2 separate regions of the Homo sapiens genome follow, and region 1 is linked to region 2. The links are chromatin loops, found by intact Hi-C in ENCODE. Cell type or tissue: A673. All regions are shown on one strand. Links, peaks and the distances in the headings refer to the core of each region. The heading gives the core; the rest is flanking DNA.

Region 1 (7,962 bases), core at 3,766-6,265, 270 kb after region 2:
AGTGAGCTATGATCGCACCACTGCACTCCAGCATGGGCAACAGAGCAAGACTGTCTCAAAAACAAAAAAAGAGCTAAACTGCCAGTAAGATTCTCATTTTTATGGAAACAAATCAACCACCATCTCATGACCCACCCAGCTACCCTTTGGGGAAGAGGCTGGTCAGTAAGAGCCGTAGGGGCCTGGGGCTGTGGGGCCTCAGGGCTTTCCTTAGGTGGTTGGAAGCACACCCCCTCCCCTCCACCCTGCCACTGCCCTGAGCCTGTGTCCCTGGACGCCCTGACTTGATGTGTCAGTTTCATCCAACAGAGTGTGAGCTTGAGAGAGCAGGACAGACTGACTCACCTCCAGGCCTCAGTGCCCCACTCCAGCCCCACATGACCACACCCACTTCCAGGATAAGTGAGGACTCATCTGGTGGCTTTGATACCTTTGCCCCCCTGCAGGTGGTTCCTGCGCCCTCTCTCTGCTGAGGATGGCCTGGCTGGAAGTGAATGACCCAGTTGCCTGAGTGTGTTTGGGGGAAGCAGGGGAGGGATAGAGCAGCTGGGATTAACCGCGAAGGAGTGGGGAGAGAATTCCCCCCGACCCCCGGACCCATCCTAAGGAAATGGTAACCAGAGAAGAATGGTGACAATCTCTTCCTGTCCCCAGAACTTCACAGCAAGAACAACAAATGCCCATAAAACCCCGAAGCCATAGATTAAATGATGTGTCCAATTTCTATCTCAGGCAAAGAGCCAGTTCCCCCTATATAAAGAGCTCTTACAAATCAATAAGAAAAATAGCCAAGAGGCCAAAAAAAAAAAAAAATAGACAGAGGTAATGAACAGAAAAGGAAATCAAAAGGATGTTTAAACAAATGAGAAAGTGCCTATGCTCACTCCTAGTGACAAAAGTGCATGCTGAAACTGTACTGATGTGATTTTTCACTCATCAGATGGGCACAGATTAAACAGTCTAAGGACACACCCTGTTGCAATAGTGTGGGGAAGCAGACACCCTTGGAACCTCTGAAACAATGTCAAAATTCCAAATGTACACACCCTTTGGCCCAGCATTTGCTTCTAGGAATCTGTCCTCCAGATACTCCTCCCAAATGTGAAAAATGATATATTGCTTTGTACAAGGTTATTCGCCGAAGCACTCTTTGTAACAGCAGCAGATTGGAAGGATCCTAAGTGCCCGCTGACAGTGCAGTGCTTAAATCATCATGGCACATCCAGCCGGATAAAGGTGGACTGATTGGAGTCCATCTGCAGATGTTCTTTAGTGTGAAAAAGCAAAAGGGGCCGGACAGTGTATATGGCACCTTTTTTTTTTTTTTTTTTTTACACTGTGTCAAAAAGGAGTTAATGAAATGACATTTTAGTTGCCTGCACACACTGATTACTGGAAGGAGACCCAAGAAACTAGAAATAGTGGGTGCCTCCTGTAGGAACCTGGGGGCTGCAAGTCTTGGGGAGAGGGTAGAAGGGGACTTTTTTTTTTTTTTTTTTCTGAGACAAAGTCTCACTCTTGTCCCCCAGGCTGGAGTGCAGTGGTGCGATCTCGGCTCACTGCAACCTCCACCTCCTGGATTCAAGTGATTCTCCTGCCTCGGCCTCCCGAGTAGCTAGGATTATAGGCACGTGCCACCACACCTGGCTAATTTTTGTATTTTTAGTAGAGACGGGGTTTCACCATGTTGGCCAGGCTGGTCTCGAACTCCTGATCTCAGGTGATCCACCCGCCTCAGCCTCCCAAAGTGCTGGGACTACAGGAGTGAGCCACTGCACCCGGCCGGGGACTCAATATAAAAAAATATTTTTAACGTATTATTTATTTACAGACAGTGAAATTCATACTTCTTCAGTTTTATACTGTTCAGAACTACAGTTCTGAAATTGGACAAATGTGGACACTGGTTGCCATCACTACCTCCATCAAAATACTGAACATTCCCATCACCCCAGAAAATGAGACTTTTCCCCATATGCCCCTGTAATGCCATTTGAATTCTGTGCAATGTGCAGACATGTTCCTTTATAATAAATTTCAATGTGAAAATGAAAATGGAAAATTGTTTTCTATCATCTCATCTGGTTCCCACTGTAACCCAGGGAGGTGAATCCTTCCTTCCCCCTTTTACAGGTGACAAAACTGAATTTTAGGGGGCAACTTGCCTAAGGAAATCCTGCAGGAGCAGGTTGGGATGGGAACCCAAGGCTTTTCTTTTTTTTTAAGACAGAGTCTTGCTCTGTCACCCAGGCTGGAGTGCAGTGGCACGATCTTGGCTCACTGCAAGCTCCGCCTCCCGAGTTCCCACCATTCTCCTGCCTCAGCCTCCCAAGTAGCTGTGACTACAGGTGCCCGCCGCCACGCCTTGCTAATTTTTTGTATTTTTAGTAGAGACAGGGTTTCACTGTATTAGCCAGGATGGTCTCGATCTCCTGACCTCGTGATCTGCCCGCCTCAGCCTCCCAAAGTGCTGGGATTACAGGTGTGAGCCACCGTGCCCGGCCTATTGTAGCTATTTCTTATAAATGGAATCAGACAATATGTGGTCTTCTGTGACTGGCTAGTTTCACTGAGCATTGTTTTTGAGATTCATCCATGTTGTAGCATTTCAGTATTTTATTCCTTTTTATTGCCAAATAGCACTCCACTGAGTGCCTGGAGCACATTTTATTACCCATTCATCAGCTGATGGTCATTTGGGCTGTTTTCGCGTTGGAAATGTGAGTCACACAGCTAGATACATTCATGTACTAGTTCTCACGCGCACATGTGTTTCCATTTCTTTTGGGTAAACACCTAGGAACGGACGTGTTGGGTCATATGGTAAGCCTATCTTTCACATTTTGAAGAGTTCACAAACTCTGCCAAAATTTTGATGCCACATGTTATGTTCCCAGCAGCAACGTAGGAGAGTTCCTATTTCTCTGCATCCTCGTCAACACTTTTATTATTATTATTATTTTTTTTTCTGAGATGGAGTTTCACTCTTGTTGCCCAGGCTGGAATGCAATGACACGATCTCGGCTCACCACAACCTCCACCTCCTGGGTTCAAGGGATTCTCCTGCCTCAGCCTCCACAGTAGCTGGGATTATAGGCATGAGCCACCACACTCAGCTAATTTTGTATTTTTAGGAGATGCGGTTTCTCCATGTTGGTAAGGCTGGTCTTGAACTCCTGACCTCAGGTGATCCACCCACCTCGGCCTCCCAAAGTGCTGGGATTATAGGCGTGAGCCACCATGACCGGCCAACACTTTTACTATTATTATTATCATTTGAGACAGGGCCTCACTCTGTCACCTGAAGGGTGACACTCTGTCACTGTCAGGCTGAAGTGCAGTGGCACGATCTTGGCTCACTGCAACCTCCACCTCCTAGGCTCAAGCAATCCTCCCACCTTGGCCTCCAGAGTAGCTGGGACTACAGCCATGAACCACCACGCCTGGAAAATTTTTGTATTTTCAGTAGAGATGGGGTTTCAACATATTGCCCAGGCTGGTCTCGGACTCCTGGGCTGAAGCGATCCACCTGTCTCAGCCTCCCAAAAGTGCTGGGATTTCAGGCATGAGCCACCACACCCGGCCTCAACACTTACTATTATCTGTCTTTTTTATTATGGCCATCCTAGATGGTGTGAAGTTGTATCTCCTAGTGGCTTTGATCTGCATTTCCCTGGTGACTAATGATGCCGAGCATCTTTTCTGTGCGATTGAACTTCTACATATCTTTTGGAGAAATGTCCATTTGAATCTTTTGTTCATATTTAAATTGGGTTATCATTTTATTATTGAGTTGTAAGAGTTGTAAAATATATTTTAGACACAGTCCCTAATTAGATGTATAATTTGCAAATATTTTTCTCCCTTTCTGTGGGTTGTTTTTTCACTTTCCCGTTGCTGTTATTTGTGGCACACGAGTTTTAGATTTTGATGAAGTCCAATTTTTTCATTTGTTGTTTGGGCTTTTGATGTCACATCTGACAAAATTTTGCCTATGACGAAGATTTAGTTCTGTATTTTCTTCTAAGAGTTTCATGGTTTTAGCTCTTCTGTTGAGGTCTCAGATGCATTTTTTTTTTTTTAATGGAGTTGTGCTCTTGTTCCCCTGGCTGGAGTGCAGTGGTGCGATCTCGGCTCACTGCAACCGCCACCTCCCAGGTTCAAGCGATTCTTCTGCCTCAGCCTCCTGAGTAGCTGGGACTACAGGCATTCGCCACCATGCCCAGCTAATTTTGTGTGTGTGTGTGTTTTTAGTAGAGGCAGGGTTTCACCATGTTGGCCAGGCTGGTCTTGAACTCCTGACCTCAGGTAATCCACCTGCCTTGGCCTCCCAAAGTGCTGGGATTACAGGTGTGAGCCACCACACCTAGCCTTGGATGCATCTTGAGTTGATGTTTGTATATGGTGTGAGGTAAGGGTCCATCTTCATTCTCTTGCATGTGACTACTTGACCCAGCACTATGTGTCAAAGGTCTCCTCTTCCCCTAGCCCCATCAAATTGTCTTGGCTCCCTTATTGGAAATAAATAGAGTAAAAATACAAGGGTTTATTTCTGGACTCTCAGTTCTAGCCCATTGCTGTTCATATCTGTCCTTACCACAGTACCACACTGTCCTCATTACCGTAGGAAGTTTTCACAATAGGAAGTGTGAGTCTTCCCACTTTTTTTTTTTTCTAGAAACAGAGTCTTGCTCTGTTGCCCAGGCTAGAATGCAGTGGTGCAATCATAGCTCACTGCAGCCTTGAACTCCTAGGCTCAAGCGATCCTCCCACCCTAGTCTCCTGAGTAGCTGGGACTACAGGCATATGCCACCACATCCAGCTAATTTAAAATTTTTTTTTGTAGAGATGGAGTCTTGCTATGTTGCCCAGGTTGGTCTTGAACTCCTGGACTTAAGTGATCCTCCTGCCTTGGCTTCCCAAAATGCTGAGATTACAAGCATGAGCCACTGCACCCAGCTGAGTCTTCCCACTTTGTTCTTTCCTTTTCAAGCTTGTTTTGGCTCTTTGGGGTCCCCTGCACGTGAACCCAGTGCAAATCCCAGCTGTTCCTCAGCATCTCTGAGTAGCTGGAGGACACGTGGCTGATACTTTCAGGGCTGAGGAATAACATCAACAAAGGGCACATTTATTAAGCACCTGCTGTGTGCCAGGCACTGTCTAAGTGCCCTGCCTGTGTTAATTCACCCACGCCGTGGGCAGCGGTGCTATTACCACCCACACTTAACAGTCAGGACCCTGAGGCACCGTGAGGCTGAGAAACCCACCCAGGACCACACAGATACTGGGCCGTGGCCACCTCCCAGCAGTTTGTCTGCAAAGCCCAGATTCTTTTTCATTGCTTTTCATATTGAACTTTGAAATGTTTCAAACATCTGGAAAAGTTGAGATGATTTCACAGTGAGCACCCAGATGCTATCACCTGTTATTCCACAACTGACGTTTCGCTAGACCCGCTTCATCTTGTTTCTCTGTCCCTCTGCCCACCCATAATCAATCTCTTTCCAAGTTGCAGGCACCAGTACTCTCTCCCCCTTAACCGGCCGACTGCATGTCATGATCTAGAGTTCAATATTCGTTTCAGATTTTTTATTGCTTTGAGTAAAATTCACATACCATGAAATGTATAACTCTGAAGGAGCCACTGAATGCTCTGACTAACGGACCACTTCTGCAGCCCAAACCCTTATCAAGAGACAGACATCAGGCCGGGTGCGGTGGCTCACGCCTATAATTCCAACACTTTGGGAGGCAGAGGTGGGAGGATCACTGGAGCCCAGGAGTTGAAGACCAGCCTGGGCAATGCAGGGAGGCCCCATCTCTACAAAAATAAAAAAATGAGCCAGGTGTAGCAGCACATGCCTGTGGTCCCAGCTATTCAGGAGGCTGAGGTGGGAGGATGGCTTGAACCCAGGAGGTCAAGACTGCAGTGAGCCATGATTGAGCCACTGCACTCCAGCCTGGGCAACAGAGCAAGACCCTTCCTCTGAAAAATAAAAAAGACAATGCCCCCAAAATGTTGCTGCATACCCCTGCCCAGTGCCTTCCTACCTCTGGCCCCCAGAAGCCACTGCCATTCTGATGTTTTCCACCGTAGGTTAGTTCTAGAATTCGTTCTAGTTAGTTCTAGTCTGTTAGTTCCAGTCCAGGTTAGTCCAGGGTAGATCTAGTCTGTTCCAGAATTCCACACACCTGGGCTCCTGGCGAGTGACTTCTTCCCCCTGCACAGTCTCCCAGCCTCATGCATGGCGTAGGTGTCCCTTTATTGCTCTGGGAGCTGAGTCCTCCACGTGTGGCTGCACCGCCATCTGCTCATCATGCTCCCCAGGGCAGGCACCCTGGACCCTCATCTGCATCACCCACCATATCATTTCTCAGCCTGAGGAAGGCAACCAGAATTTTTTAAGCCTTTGGACACCCAAGGAGCTCCCTGGTGGCCTCAGCTCTGGCCTCCGCAGCTGCTCACCTGTGTGACCCCGTGAAGGTGGCCATACCTCTCTGTGCACCTGGTTCCCCATCTGTTCCTCAGCCGCACGATGATCAGAGGAAGTTGGGGAGGGAGGCAGCCTTCCTGGAAGCCAGAGGTTGCAGAAATGCCGATCTTCGTTGGCGTCTTGTGTCAGAGACAAGCCATGGGATCTAACATTAGGTGAGGAGACAGCAGATTATAAATTGCAAACTGGGGCTGGATGCGATGGCTCACGCCTGTGATCCCAGTACTTTGTAATCCCAGCACTTTGGGAGGCCGAGGCAGGCGGATCACTTGAGGTCAGGAGTTCAAGACCAGCCTGGCCAAAATGGTGAAATCCCATCTCTACTAAATATACAAAATTAACCAGGCGTGGTGGCGAGCACCTGGTTACTGGGCTGGTTACCTCAGCCACTTGGGAGGCTGAGGCAGGAGAATCGCTTGAACCCAGAAGGTGGAGGTTGCAGTGAACTGAGATTGCACCACTGCACTCCAGCCTCTGTCTCAAAAAAAAAAAAAAAAAAAAAAAAAACCCTAAAAACAAATAAATTGCAAATTAGGGAGCCTAGTAAGAAGAATTCCAAATTTATAAAAAAAAAATTTTAAAACAAAGGAAAAGAGGGAGGGAGGGAAGGAGGGAGAGAAAGAAAAAGAAAAATTACGTATGTATACACACAACACACAGACACTTTGGTAACCAATGGACCACATTTGCAATGGTGGTCCCAGAAGAGTATAATACCCTATTTTTACTGCACCTTCTCTGAGTTTAGATGTGTTTAGAAACACAAAGACTTGTCCTTGTGTTGCAGCTGCCTACAGTGTTCAGTGCAGTCACCTGCCGTGCGGGTGTGTAGCCCCGGAGCCACAGGCTGTACCGCGAGGCCCAGGCGTGGGGTAGGCTCCGCCATCTGCGTTCGTGTGAGTCACTCTAGGATGTACGCGCGATGACAAAATCACGGAACCATGTATTTCTCAGAACGTGTCCCTGTCGTTGAGTGATGTGTGGCTCTGTGTGTGCGTATACACGTGTGTGTATATATATGCAGACACGCACACACATATGTAGCCTGGCAGAGTCACCGATGCTTTTTCTCTGTCTGCCTTATTTCATGTCTCTGAATTGTCCATATTCACTAGCAGCAATGTGGATTGCAGCTGGGCGCCGTGTTCCCAGGAGCCACGGCCTGCCCTCCCGGGCTGCTGCAGGGGTGCGCTGGGCGGGGCGAGGCTGGGCACCCCCTTCGCTCCCCCTGCATGCTGAAGGCTGGGGTGCAGACGGCCTCCTCAGTGATGAAGGCAAATGGCCCAGGCCTCGGGCTCTGCTCACCTGGTCCCCTGTGATTCATTCTGCTTTATTCAGACTGAAATAGGGCTAAATGAGAAGATAACAGGAGTGACATTTTGCAGGCTCCTACGTGGACTGCGCCCGGAGGTATCTTATTTCTTAAAACAAGTTTCAACCGCCAGGATGTTTCACTTGGAGGGAGAGA
Region 2 (7,962 bases), core at 3,341-5,840:
ACTGTGCGAGGGGACGTGGCAGTGGGGACGGGGCGAGGGGACGTGGCAGTGGGGACGGGGCGAGGGGACGTGGCAGTGTGGACGTGGTGGTGGGATGTGGCAGTAGGGGACGGGATGAGGGGTTGTGGCAGTGGGGACGGGATGAGGGGACGTGGCAGTGGGGGCAGGGCGAGGGGACGTGGCAGTGGGGACGGGGCGAGGGGACGTGGCAGTGTGGACGTGGTGGTGGGATGTGGCAGTAGGGGACGGGATGAGGGGTTGTGGCAGTGGGGACGGGATGAGGGGACGTGGCAGTGGGGACGGGGCGAGGGGACGTGGCAGTGGGGGACGGGGCGAGGGGACGTGGCAGTGTGGACGTGGTGGTGGGATGTGGCAGTAGGGGACGGGATGAGGGGTTGTGGCAGTGGGGACGGGATGAGGGGACGTGGCAGTGGGGACGGGGCAGGGGACGTGGCAGTGGGGACGGGGCGAGGGGACGTGGCAGTGGGGACGGGGCGAGGGGACGTGGCAGTGGGGACGGGGCGAGGGGACGTGGCAGTGGGGGATGGGCGAGGGGACGTGGCAGCGGGGCTGCAGAGTCAAGAGCTCCCTTTCGTGTTTGCCACGGCTTCCCCAAGGGCTGTCTCTGGTGTGGGCCCCAGACCTCCGGTCAGAGAAGACACAGAAACACATAAAGAGGCCCCTGCTCTCGGGGATCTGAGTCCCTGCTCGGAAGTTCAGGCAGGAACACCCTTGTGATTTTCCTGGTGTCTTTGACAAGGCAGTCACTAAACAACCCTTGCCATCGGCACGGGCCCTTGGCGGATAGGAGCCCCAAAGCCCGGCCTCCCGTGCTGGCTCTGACTCCTCACTCAGCCCCCCTGCCACGTCCAGGCTGGGCCAGGGAGATTGTTAATTGCAGCTTAATTAGGGAATGCATTAATATTAAAATAATCTTAGCAGCACATTGAAGGTGATCAAATTTGTCACTGCCTGTGTGGGCACAGCTGATCCTAGAGGTGTCTTTGGGGAGGAGGGAGGCAGGGGGAGGATGGAGGAGCGAGGAAGAGGGAGAAGAGATACCAGGGAGGAGAAGGGAGGAGGTGGAAGAAAAGAGGGGAGGCCCGGGAGGGGAGGAGGGAGGGGAAGATGGTTGGCCACAGAGTTGCTCTGCCTGGAATCCACCTGCTCGGCCTCAGGGAGGAGGGTGCCCTCGAGGGGAGGCCTGGTTTGGTGTCCCTGCCTGGGCTGAGGACGGGAGCAGTGACTGCCTTTCTGTTGCGTCCTGTGCACTGCTTCTGTCTGTATCGGCGCGTGTCCTCTGCAGTCTCAGGACTCACACTTTTCCTGCTTGGCTGGCGCTGGCCCCACAGGTGGCCTCAGTGAGGTGCCCTAATGGCTGCTCCGTGGACCACCAGGACAAGCACTGTGGAGAGCTACCCATTGGCCTGGCAGTGCCAAGCCAGCTGTGCCCTCCCACGGCCAGAAATCAGTGCCCAGCTCTCACGTGGCACAGGCCTGTGTTTACGTCATGCCCCCACCCCGTGCCACCTGGGCAGGGCCGCCACCTGCCCACGCCTCTGTTTGCTCAGTACAAACACCGTGCAATGCCGACAGCTGAGCGGTTCAAATGGGATGGGGGTGCAGGGGCTCCAGCCCTGTTCGGCAGTTAGTGGGAGTTGGAGAAGAAGGGCTGGCGTCTGAAGTGCAGGACCATGCCTGTTTGGCCCAGTCCTGTGCCAAGCTGAGATCGTCTGCCTGGGTCCTGCCATCTAGGGACCTGCAGGTCATGGGGAACAGTCTCAGGTGTGGCAGGAGTTCCGTCGTGGGCTCCTCTAGGGACCGGTGGGTCGTGGGGAGCAGTGTCAAGTGTGGCAATTCTGTCGTGGGCTCCTCTAGGGACTGGTGGGTGGTGGGGAGCAGTGTCTGGCGTGGCAGGAGTTCCGTCGTGGGCTCCTCTAGGGACCGGCGGGTCGTCGGGAGCAGTGTCAGGTGTGGCAGTTCTGTCGTGGGCTCCTCTAGGGACTGGCGGGTGGTGGGGAGCAGTGTCTGGCGTGGCAGGAGTTCCGTCGTGGGCTCCTTTAGGGACCGGCGGGTGGTGGGGAACAGTCTCAGGCGTGGCGGGAGTTCCGTCATGGGCTCCTCTAGGGACCGGCGGGTCGTGGGGAGCAGCAGCAGGTGTGGCAGGTGTTCCGTCGTGGGCTCCGACTGTAGTGCTGGAGACAGAAGTGATGTGACGTCAGCCAAGGCCTCGGGCACGAGCTGGTGGCTCTCCACTGTCTGGAGAAGTAGCTGCCCCCCACGTGCTGCTTGGTGCTGCCTATTTTTTAATTGAATTGTTAGTATTGAGTTTGGGGTGAATCCAAGTTGAGTATATAGCTGATAAATATCTTCTCCCAGCCCGTGACGAGCCTCTTCATTTTCTGACCCTGTGTTCCTCGGAGCAAATGCTTTTCATCTGGGTGCATGCTGATGATCAGGTTTTCTTTTATAGGGGTCAGATCCAGAAACTCTCTGCATAACTCCAGGCCAAACATATTTTTTCTTGTTTTCTACTAAAAGGTTTTAAGTTCACATTTAAATCTGTGACCCATTTTGAGTTAGTTTTTGCCCATGGTGTGAGCTTGAGTTCAAGCTACTTTTCTTTTTTGTTTTTATATGGATGTCCAATTGTGCCATTATTATTGAACTGACTGTCCTGCCACCATTGAATTATGTTTGCACCTTTGTCCAAAACCAGTTGGCCATGCGTTATGGGGGTCTCTTTCTACACCTTCTCTTCTGTTCCCTTGATCTAAGCGTCTGTTCCTTTGCTGTTAATAACACCCCACGGTATTGATTACTGTAGCTTCGTAGTAAGTCTCGAAATCAGCAGCACAATCCCCCACTTTATGGACAAGATTTACATTCAGCTTGTCTTTACCTGCAAAACGCCTGCTCAGATTTTTAGAGGAATTACTGCATCTGTCAGTCAGTCTGGGGAGCATCTACATCTTGGTTGCAGTGAGTCTTCCGATACATGAACACAATGTAGCTCTCCATTTATTTACGTTCTTCTTATTTTCTTTCATCCACATTTTGTGGTTTTCACCGTACCCACCCACCCCTTTTTTGTTAGAAATACACATGGTTTTGTTGGTTTTATTGTTAGTGTTGGAGCTATGTAATTATTTGTAGGCTTGTTTTTATGGGTCCCAGGTGTTCAGTGCGTGTGTGTAGATGTATGACGGATGTTTATGCTGGCTTTGTAACCCATGACCTTGCTGAACTCACTTCTTACATCTGGGTTAGTTGCTGTTTTGATTTTGTTTTCTAATCCTTTGCAGTCATAGCACCTGTGAATAGGGACAGTTTTGCTTATTTTGTTAAGATCCATATGTCTTCTATTTTGTTTTCTTGCTGTGTTGCCCTGTCTAGGACCTTAGTATGGTGCTGAGTAGGAGATGGGGCAACAGAGATCCTGGCCTTTCTCCTCACCTTGCAGGGAGAGCAGTCCATCCTCCTCCATGAGGCGTGCTGCTAGCTGCAGTTTATTTGTGGTTTTTCCTTATCAAGCTGAAAACGCTCTTTCCATTCTTAGTTTGCTGAGAGTGTTTATCATGTAGGATGTTGGCGTCTGTCAGATGCTTTTCCTGCATCAATTGATGGGATCGTATGTTTTTTTTCCCTTACACCGTTAGTGTGATTGACAGTGTGTCATTGTGATTTTTTTGGGAAGTTTCCAACGTTGAGCCAACTCTGCATTCCTGGAATAAACCCCCCCCTTGGTTATGGCATAGTATTTTTACATGTTGCTGAGTTCATCTTGCTGACATCGTCAGTAATCTTCACGTCTGTGTTCATATTGGTCTGTAGCTTTCTTGTACTGCCCTTGTCTGGTTGTAGTATACACGTAATGAATGAAGTGAATTGGAAGTATTCCCCCTTTTATGTCCTAGAGGAGATTATATAGAATTGGTGTTACTTCTTTAAATGTTTTGTAGAATTTGCTGGTGAAACCATCTGGGCCTAGGGATTGTGGTTGTGGCAGGTTCTAATCATTACAGGAATAGTGAGTTCTTTCATCTCAGCTGAATGTTGGTAGAATGTAGGTTTTGGGGTTTTTTTTATTGTGAGGAACTGGTTCATTATATCTGTGATCAAATGTATGAGCAGTGAATTGTCTGTGCTCTTGCCTCGCTGATTTTATCGTGCCTGCTGGGTTCGTAGCGGTACTCCTTCCTTCCTGATACTGGTCGTTTATGTCTTTTTTTTTCTTTTTTCTTTTTTTGTCTGTTAGCCTTTCTGGAGATGTATAAATTTCACTGATCTCCTTAGAGACCTAGTTTTTGGTTTCATTGATATTTTGCTGTTGTAGTTTTGTGTTTCCTTCCTTCTGCCTGCTTTAGTTTTAGTTTGCTCTCCTTTTTTTCTGGCCTCTTCAGGTGGAAGATTAGATTGCATATTTGAGATCTTTTCTGCTTTCCAACGTAAGCGTTCCGTGTTAGAAATTTGCATCTGAGTGCTGCATTAGCAGCATTTCACACATTTTGATAATGTTGTATTTTTATGTGTGTTCAGTTCAAAACATTTTCAAATTTCCATTAAGATGTACCATAGTTTGAACGTGGCCTCCAAAGTCCACGTGTTGGAAACTTCATCCCAGAGTGATGGTGTTGGGAGGTGGGGCCTCCTGGGAGGCGTTGAGGTCACGTGGGCTCCACCTTGGTGAGTGGATTCGTGCTGTTGTAAAAGGGGCTTCTGTTAGTTGGCTCTCTGTATCTGCCCTCCTGCCGTCCACCATGTGATGGCGCCTCAGGAAAGCCCTTGCCAGAAGCTGGTGCCTTGATCTCGGACTTGCCAGCCTCCAGAACTGTGAGCCTATAAACTTCGGGTCGTTATAAATTAATCTCAGGTATTCTGTGATAGCGCCGCCAATAGACTAGGATGCCTGCTGTGATCCATACAGATTTAGAAGGATGCTTTTTAATTTCAAAGTGTCTCTCCCTGATTTTCTGGGTAATTTCTGTTCAATTTCATTATGTTGAGGGAACGCACTTTCTACGATTCACTTTCTTTGCAATTTAAAGTTTATTTGGTAGCTGATAATTTGATAACCTCAAAATGTCCCATGTGCACCTGATAGGTATGTGTGTTCTGCCGATTAATAGATGTGTTTTGGCCATTTATAGTTAATGTAATTTTTTATGCATTTGGATTTAGGTACATTTTATGATTAGTTTTCTGTTTGTCCTCCATTTTTTATTCCCGTTTTCTCTTTCCTACCTATTTCAGGTTATTTGGCCTTTTTTATACTCCATTTTGATGTATCTATGTCTTTATTATATCTATTTGTATACTTTTAAAGTGATTTTTCTGTGGTTTACAATGTGCAAGCTTAACATTTCACGGTGCACTTATAATTCATATTTTATCATTTCAGGTGGAAACGTCAGGATTTCACCACGACGTAGGCTTCTCCCTGCCTCCCTTTATGTTGTAGTAGTCCTATGTACTTACTCTCTATATGTGGAAAACCCCACCAAGAAATATTACAATTCTTGCTCTTAACTGTCATGCCTATTTTATAAAACATAAGAGGCAAAAAGTAGTTTGTGGTTTTGCCTCTTCCTTCTTTCCTGGCGTTCCTGGGTTCCCCTGGGATCATTTCTGGTTTGGCAGGACTTCCTTCGGGGCTTCTTTAGAGTAGGTTCTCTCAGCGTTTGCTTGCCCAGCAGTGTCCTCACCCCACCTCGTTACTGAAGGATACCATTGCTGGATGTGGGGTTCTGGGAGAGTGGTTCTTGTCTCCTAGCACTTTAAAAATCGACACTGTTTCCCCATCTTCTGGCTTCTGTGGTTTCTGATGAGCAACCTGCAGTCACTCAAAGAAATCTCCCCTTTCCCCTCCGTGCAGATGAGAGAGGCTTTCAGACACTCCAAGTGTGGTGGTGTTTTAAGTTAAAGGACGGGAAGGAATTCATGTGCCCACATTGTCTGCTGGGTTCCAGCGTGTGTGGGTGTAATGCCTGCCACCCTGCCGCGAGAAGGACTCCTGTGGTGATGTGCTTTCTACACCAAGCTTAGTGGCACGGCATCATCTCTAAGATACTGTGAAAAGTTAAGTCTGTGTTTTCCAATCACTTGCTTCTTGGAGCGTCTTTAAAATCTCACTCGATAATTCCAGCATCTCCGTCATCTTGGCGCCTGTTGGTCGTGTTTTCCCTGGCAGGTTTCTGTTTTCCCGGTTCTTTTCATGCTGCTTAATTTTAGATTGCATTCTGGATGTTTTGAATATCCCGAGATTCTAGGTCTTTCTTAAGTTCTCTGGAGAATGTAAATTTCTGTTGGTTTCAGCATTTCCTGATGGCACTTCCATTTCAGGCTCTTTGCCGAGTTTCCCAGGCCATTGAACCTTGTGTCCTCCACAGTCCTGGCTGGGTCCTGGTGTGGTCTAGCTCAGAGTCCAACTCTCACACCTGTGGGGTGCTGATTAGGGTCAGAGCCCCATGCCCAGCTTAGAGGGCACCTTCCAGAGCCACTCTGAGCACCCAGCACTTCCCAGGTGACCCAGGGTTCCCTTCACTGCCTTCTGGCCACAGAGCCAGGCAAGGCTTGCCCACTGTGCTGTGCAGTCAGTCCCACGGCCACAGCCGCCTTCACGGCCAACGCCAGCCACAGCGTTGGAACAGGGCAGGACATGCCCCACGCACCCTGTCTGGAGGGAGGGGCCCACTCTTGGGCTCTAGGCGTCTGTCCAGCTGTGGCTGTACCTCCGCAGGATTGCCCGGGTGCCGGGGCGGAAGAGCGCGGGGTTGCCCGGCTGCCGGGGCGGAAGAGCGCGGGGGTGCCAGGGTGCCGGGGCGGAAGAGCGCAGGATTGCCTGGGTGTCAGGGTAGAAGAGGATGGAGACAGACAGAATTTCCCACACTGCCTCTCAGGCTTCTCTTGACAAGCTGTGTGCGTCTTGTGCTCACTCCCAGGTTTTAGGGGTCCCCAAGTCCAGACTGGGTAGCACCAGGGCAAACACCCAACCAGTGACAGAAACTCCAGCAAGCTTCAACCACAGACTGCAGAACTCACCCAGTATGAAATAGATCGTCTCATTAATCCTAGAACCATTAAATAACTGAATCCACAATCAAAAAGCTTCCAAAAAAGGATATCTCCAGGCCCAGATGGTTTTCTGGTGAATTCTACCAAACACTTAAAGAAAACTTAGCACCAATTTGCCAAAACTCTCCAAGAAAACAGAAGAGGGAGCACTTCCCAACTCACTCTGTGAAGCAAGCATTTACCCCAACTTCAAAACCAGTGGCAAAACTGAAGAACACTGCGGGGCTATTTTCTGTTTTCTGAGAGTGCAAGGCTGGGTTGGTGTCGAGCGTCAGCTGGTACAATCCATCGCGTCAGCTCGCCAAAAGGAAAAATTACATGGCCAAACCAACGGATGCACAAATGCAGTCAGCGAGGCCCAACACACGTTCATGGGGAAACTCGGCAAACCAGGAGAAGCCGAGAACCCCCAAGTTTGCCAAAGAGCATCTGCAGAAACCGTGCAGCTCACCGCAGACCTGGCTGGTGAGGGACTGGGAAACGCCGACTCAGGCAGAGGCCTTCCCTCTCACCGCCTTGGTCCATGTCCCAGAGCCCCAGATGGGCAGCAGGGTGAGGAGGTCGAAGGCACACGGACTGGAAAGGCAGGACCGACCCTTTTCCTCTTCACAGGTGGCGTGATTATGTCGAAAATCACAAGATAAAAACGAGTCGAGCGAGTTCACCCGGGATTTCTGTGTGTGGCTCTTGTATCCTGCAACCTTGCTGAGCTCACTTTATGAGAAATATGTCCGTGTGTCTGTGTAGTTCTGTAAATATTACACAATAGCAGTGCACATGTGGAAACCGAAATTAAAAACATGCCGTTTCTGTTCACTCTTCTGAAGATGAAATCTGCAGGCATCACTAACACCACAGCACGCCGACAACGGCAAGCTGCTGAGGCGA

Evidence for each region. Peaks named below come from ENCODE experiments on the same cell type or tissue, not always from the same donor. Only the 100,000 strongest peaks of a DNase experiment are listed, where the experiment ranks them.
Region 1: it touches region 2 in a loop (6-fold over the local background); 5 of 110 quality-filtered maps call a loop at or near these places.

What each region holds. Positions count from the first base shown.
Region 1 is chr7:1,654,687-1,662,648 of GRCh38, reverse strand. No RefSeq gene overlaps it. Among named protein-coding and RNA genes, the nearest start is that of ELFN1, 12 kb to the left of the region's middle. In A673, for the core only: no CTCF peak of the experiment used is centred there; no DNase peak of the experiment used is centred there; H3K27me3 peaks cover 1,032 bases.
Region 2 is chr7:1,922,306-1,930,267 of GRCh38, reverse strand. All of the region lies in intron 17 of MAD1L1 (mitotic arrest deficient 1 like 1), which reads left to right. Among named protein-coding and RNA genes, the nearest start is that of MIR4655, 82 kb to the right of the region's middle. In A673, for the core only: CTCF peaks have their summits at 4,559 and 4,765; DNase peaks (open chromatin) are centred at 4,767 and 5,637; H3K4me3 peaks cover 486 bases; H3K27ac peaks cover 2,069 bases.